Regions from separate parts of the Homo sapiens genome. Here region 1 is linked to region 2. A link is a loop called in an ENCODE intact Hi-C map of the cell type or tissue named here. Cell type or tissue: dorsolateral prefrontal cortex. All regions are shown on one strand. Each heading gives the region's core, and the rest is flanking DNA. Links, peaks and the distances in the headings are about the cores only. Region 1 overlaps ATP8A1 (ATPase phospholipid transporting 8A1). Region 2 overlaps GRXCR1 (glutaredoxin and cysteine rich domain containing 1).

Region 1 (2,811 bases), core at 179-2,678, 400 kb before region 2:
GCACTTTGGGAGGCTGAGGCGGGCGGATAACCTGAGGTCAGGAGTTTAAGACTAGCCTGGCCAACATAGTAAAACCCCATCTCTGCTAAAAATACAAACATTAGCCAGGTGTGGTGGTGCATGCCTGTAGTCCCAGCTACTCGGGAGGCTGAGGCAGGAGAATCACTTGAACCTGGGAGGTGGAGGTTGCAGTGAGCTGAGATTGTGCCACTGCATTCCAGCCTGGGTGATAGAGTGAGACTCCCTCTTAACAAACAACTCACTTTACTGTAACGGTAGTGAAAGCCTTCCCTATTGTTATTTTTAAAAATCATTACTATCTAAGCTTATATGTAACTATAAGTGGAAATGTACAAGCAATTTATGACAAAGCTGACAATTTCTTATTTGGAGTTACCTAGTTTAGAATATCAAGTTTTCCAAAAGGGTGTTTTACAAAAAGAACTTACTAAACTAGATAAAATAACATCCGCTCTTTCCAGCACCAATAAAAGTTATGAAACAACCTCTATTGAAAGTAGAATATTTTGAATGACGTGAGTAAACAAACATCAATTTTTAACATTTCCTTCCAACATTAAGAAAAATATGGAGAAGGCAATTTCTTCTTAGGAATAACTGAGTTATTTTAGAGGATATATATATCACTTCTATGCTAATGAACAATATTTAAAATTAATAGAATTATGTTAATGTTATAGAAAAGCAGATATAGTCGAAATTTTAACTACTTCTCAAAGGATTAAATAAGAGGGAATATATACAATATTAAACTTGAATTATCCACTAATAGTAAGATGCTTTGGTACATTTAAAAATATTAAAAATTACTTGTGTGTAAGTGTCAAAATGTACGACACTCCAAGCAATGGGCATGTGGTGTCTCATCAGTTGTCACAAGAACCAAACAGCTGCCTGTCATTAACCCTAGGTGTTGTGAGATTTACTGAAAATTTTTACCAAATCTTCACTTCACTGAAATAAATTCCCTGTTGAAAAATATTTAAATGATGTTATTCGACTTCAAAGTATATTGAAAATGTGGCTTCGTCACCAAATACATGAGTAATATGAAAATAAAAATGGAATGACCTATAAATTCTCAATGTTTTCTAAAGTTACCAACATTAAAGGAACATATTTCCTGAAATTTCATTTGCCCACCAACTCATGATGAATTATAGAAATATCAAAATAAATCTGCACTATCCAAGATGAAAATATAAATTCACAAAGGGGAGGAATTTTAAGGTAAAACCAACAAAAAACTCATAAAATAGTGAAATTAAACCCATAAAACGCTAACTTTAATGATGCCAAAATTAAATATACTAAAGTTAACTCTAGTGCTTGGTAGCATAGTTTTCTAACATTTGGTGCAGATTTTAAAAACGTTCACTTCATAGCCTGCACACAGACTTATTAGAATAATCGTAAGAAACACAGAAGAAAATTTCCACTGCTTGGGTATGTTTCAGTAGCCTCTTTTGGTAGCTCTGTAAAGTACATAAGTAGCGGCAGAAGGTGGCAGTACTGAGCTAGAAAAACCTGACGGCTTCAGGAGCTGTAGCTGAAACCTGAGGTAGTCCAAAGCCCACACTCTGGAATTGATCATTAGACTTTATTACAGATAAACAATGTAAAACTCTGGCAAACCTAATCTATAAACTACATGTTTCTCCATCAAAAATCAGGAATATTCAATAGATTTCAAGAAATATCTACTTTACAGCATTGTTACCCTAACTGCTCAGCAATATTTTATTTATATATATATATTTATATAAAAGAGAGTGAAATGTGTCTTACAAAACAATAAAATGCAAACCTTTTATAGGGATCAATGAGGCAGAAAGTTCCATAGAGCTTACCATTCATCAGGAGAGCAGCCATAATCCTCAGGTTCAGGGACATGGCTTCAGAAAGCAAGAAGAGAGGCAGAAAGAGAGGAAAAATAATCACAGAAAGGCTGGAAACATAAAACCACGAAGAAGGGAAGTATAAAAAGATGGATCACTGAAAAGTTAACAAAATGAACTTTTAGTTGAATCTGAAAGAATGGCAGTTAGTACAGCAAATAGAACATAATGATTCATGGTAGCTCAGCAGGTTTACAAAGTTATCCTGTAACTGTATAGCCAATTTGCCTCTTCACCAGAACATTTACTGATTTTATTCACAAAGTTCATAATTCAGTAGGAATTATTTCAACTTAGCAGTTGAAATGCTAAAGCCAATGGAAAATTAATCATATGTGTTATATAATCAGAATAAAGTGTTTCAAGGTAACAAACATGCTAATATCTTGAAACAAATTATCACACTAATAAAATTTGTCAAATACATTTTAGAAGTAACTTTGGCTACCACGAGATGATGGTTACTTCAACAGGTACATTAAAGTAAAAGTTACCTGCATTTCTATAATTAAATGGAACCTTAGTTTAAGAATTTAAATGATATTAAAAAATTTTCACTTAAACTATTTCACTCATTAAAACACTCTTTATTTCAAACAGGAAACATATTCATTAATATCTTCTTTAATTTCATCCATTCGCTCATCTGAACACTAGGAAAGTCTGATAGATGTACTTCATTTCAGCCAGTCATGTATTCAATTGGAAGGGGCCCATAATACATGACAGACCAGATTTTTTTATTTTCCATTTCTTTCATAATATAATCATATACTTTTCCTGTAAATTTATTAGACATGGAGTTTTAAAATGCAGAGTTCAGTACAAATGAAAAGTCACTGTTATTTTTGACGAATATACAATAAACTTTGTTAAAAACTCATGGGATCCT
Region 2 (2,811 bases), core at 245-2,744:
GTGAGAGCAAAGAGCCAAGGGACACCAGCAACCAGTTTAGGAGCTGACTACATGATCACTTATCACAGAACAGAGACCGTCGAACCACAGATGGATACTTGGATCTTGGTTTCATTTAGCATCTGCTCTTAACCTTCATTTTTCAGAGGAGGTTATAAAAATCTAGAACAGGAGATGCTCACATTTTGTTTCAGGGAATCAATCTGTGTTTTAATACCCTGTCATTTTATGAAAAGATAAATGTAGAGAAGCTGTGATTCAATAGCTATGACACTATGTGATTGTACTTTTAACCAGAGCTGGACACACATTACATTCTGTAGTAGAGGAATGCTGATTTGAAGTATTGATCCTCTTTTTGTTGCATTTCAACATATATCCTTAGGTTGCAGAAAATGACAATAGCAGTAACAATCATGGTAAAAAAATAAATAATAATAGTAATAATAACACTCTACTGCACTCACAGCTTTGCATCTGTCATTTCATGTAATCCTCAGGGTAGTCTTAGAAATAAACTTTCATATGGCATACTGGTTAAGAGCAAGCACTGGGGTCAGACAGACTTGTTTTAAATTCCTGTCCTGACACTTACCATGTGACTCTGTGCTTTGGTTTTCTCATTTGTAAAATGGGAATAAGAATACAACTTATCCCATAGGCTGATTGTGAGAATATTGAGCTAATACATATTAAGCACTTGGTTCCTGTACCTGGAACAAAGTATGTTTTTAGGAAATATGAACAATTATCCCTGTTTTGCAAAAGAAAACATTAATTCCTTTGCTCCAAGTGACAGAGCTGGCTAAGTGGCAAGGCCAGCAATCAAAGTTATGTCTGTCTGACTCCCCAAACCCTTGCTCTTTGGCACATCACCTCAAGGAAAGGGATCTTTGCCTGTTTGCTGGTATAGTTTTAGGACCACAAACAGGTCTTAATGCAAAGTAAGTTTTCAAATGAACATATGTTGAATGGATGGATGAATTATGCTATATTGCCTCATCATATTCTTTTGTTCTCTCTCTAAGACATTCTTTCACAAAGAAGGGATCTGATAAACTCAACCACACTAGGGAGAAAATGTAACTTGTAAGGGCTATGAACATTTCCCTTTTTTAACTTGGGAAAATGTCTGACAATGTAAGACATTTCCCATTGTGGAATTTCAACTCCTGTGCAACTGCACAGTTAAAATTAGTGGGCAACTGCCTTCAATGCACAGGTATAAAGTTGGCTGTTCTTATTCGGAAGCCAAACTGCTTATCTTCTCACTACTTCTGAGACAATATAAGAGGCTATAATGCCCGTCCTGCTATTTGCCCTATAGTTTGAGGAATCTCACAGGAAGGGTGAAACAGACAAATGAGATAGGGGGCATGCTTCTTTCCCAGTTGCTTTTTTCTGTGATCACTTTATTTATACACATGGTAGCCTAGAGGAGGAACTATCATACAGGTGCTACCTTGCTGTTTCTTTAATTTAAGCTAATGCTCTGAACCTAGAGAGAGTCCAGAAACAGATATTCCCCCTTCTTTTTTGCTTATAAAAGGAAAATTACTTCTAAATCTTTAATTCAAAATGGCAAACACTCCAAAACAACGAATTCTCCTCCTATTAAAATAGCCTGTTTATTTAAATTGCAATGCACGATTGTAAATGGAATACATTGCTTGAATTATAGGGCCCTTTTCCTGCACTATGCATGCATCTGAAATGGAAGGATGCCCTCTGCTGGGTTGGACACCTGGTGAAATGTAATTTTAAGGGAGGAAAAGAAGCTGATGTTGGTAATTTCCTTAACATCTGTGGTGTTTTAAACAGACACATGAAACCATTTGATTTAGTTTAAATTTAGATGGGTGAGAAAAATCAAGATTTGTGAATCATCTGCACAATACAATTTTTTTATAGGAAGGAGAGAGAAAAATAGAAAAACAGACAGAAACAGCCAGAGAATGAGGTAGACAGAGGCAGAAAGTGAGGCATCTGGAGGCAGACTGGGGGAGATGGGACGGAGAACAAGAGAACATTTTGTAGCTCCCTTTGCATTACTGTCAGTGTTACCCAATCCAGGGTGGGGGGTGCCAGAGAAATTTAGTTATCTTCATCGAAGTGAAAATAACAGAGTTTAATGGACAAGAAGAATTACAAGGACACTAAGCTCTTTTTTTCCTGATGACTCTCTTCCCCAACCAAACTAAAAAATGAAGATGGAAGCAATGAAACAGTCAAGGAAAAAAAAATACTTTAGAAGGTAAATCTGCACTGCCCTTGGATACTCCACAGTGGGGGGCAGGGGAGCAAATTCAGTTTGGAACTTGCTTAAGGCAACTGTTTCATTATTTTGCATCAGAAATTTTTTTTTACACAAAACAAGATTGTGTTCAAGTAGTTACAACATAAATTATCTTAGAAATGCCAGTGGGAAATAAATTAGAAATAGTGGCCTGTCTGGACCAATCATGAGCCTCCACAGTAGAAATCCACAAAACCCACATTGGAATGGAGCTATAAAATGTAGAATGAACCTAAGTGGGGTCTCTGGTGACAGAGAGAGGAATAGAAGGGCTATTGATAAAAATAGATTTCTTAACTACCTGATATTGAGGTGGGACTGATTGATAATTCTATATATGTTTAAAGTACTGCATTATTCTATTTAAGAGTAAAGACCACTAGTATTGAGCGTAATTCCTTTGCTGCAAGTGACACAGCTAGGTTACAAACTAGAAACACAAACTGTAGGTATATTTCTAAGGAACACTCACAAAATTTCTCAGCAGACATGGGTGCCCAAGGAAGCTTCTGCCA

What was found. A loop is a pair of places that touch in the nucleus more often than their neighbours do. Peaks named below come from ENCODE experiments on the same cell type or tissue, not always from the same donor. Only the 100,000 strongest peaks of a DNase experiment are listed, where the experiment ranks them.
Region 1: a loop joins it to region 2, with 5 times the contacts of the local background. A loop is called at or near these places in 7 of 110 quality-filtered maps.

Annotation. Positions count from the first base shown.
Region 1 is chr4:42,567,290-42,570,100 of GRCh38, forward strand. ATP8A1 (ATPase phospholipid transporting 8A1) reads right to left here. Exons shown (of 37, transcript NM_006095.2): 15 at 1,872-1,916. Among named protein-coding and RNA genes, the nearest start is that of ATP8A1, 88 kb to the right of the region's middle. In dorsolateral prefrontal cortex, for the core only: CTCF peaks have their summits at 1,534 (motif pointing right) and 1,736; a DNase peak (open chromatin) is centred at 1,542; H3K27ac peaks cover 1,773 bases.
Region 2 is chr4:42,963,813-42,966,623 of GRCh38, forward strand. All of the region lies in intron 2 of GRXCR1 (glutaredoxin and cysteine rich domain containing 1), which reads left to right. Among named protein-coding and RNA genes, the nearest start is that of GRXCR1, 73 kb to the left of the region's middle. In dorsolateral prefrontal cortex, for the core only: a CTCF peak has its summit at 1,729 (motif pointing left); a DNase peak (open chromatin) is centred at 1,729; H3K27ac peaks cover 464 bases.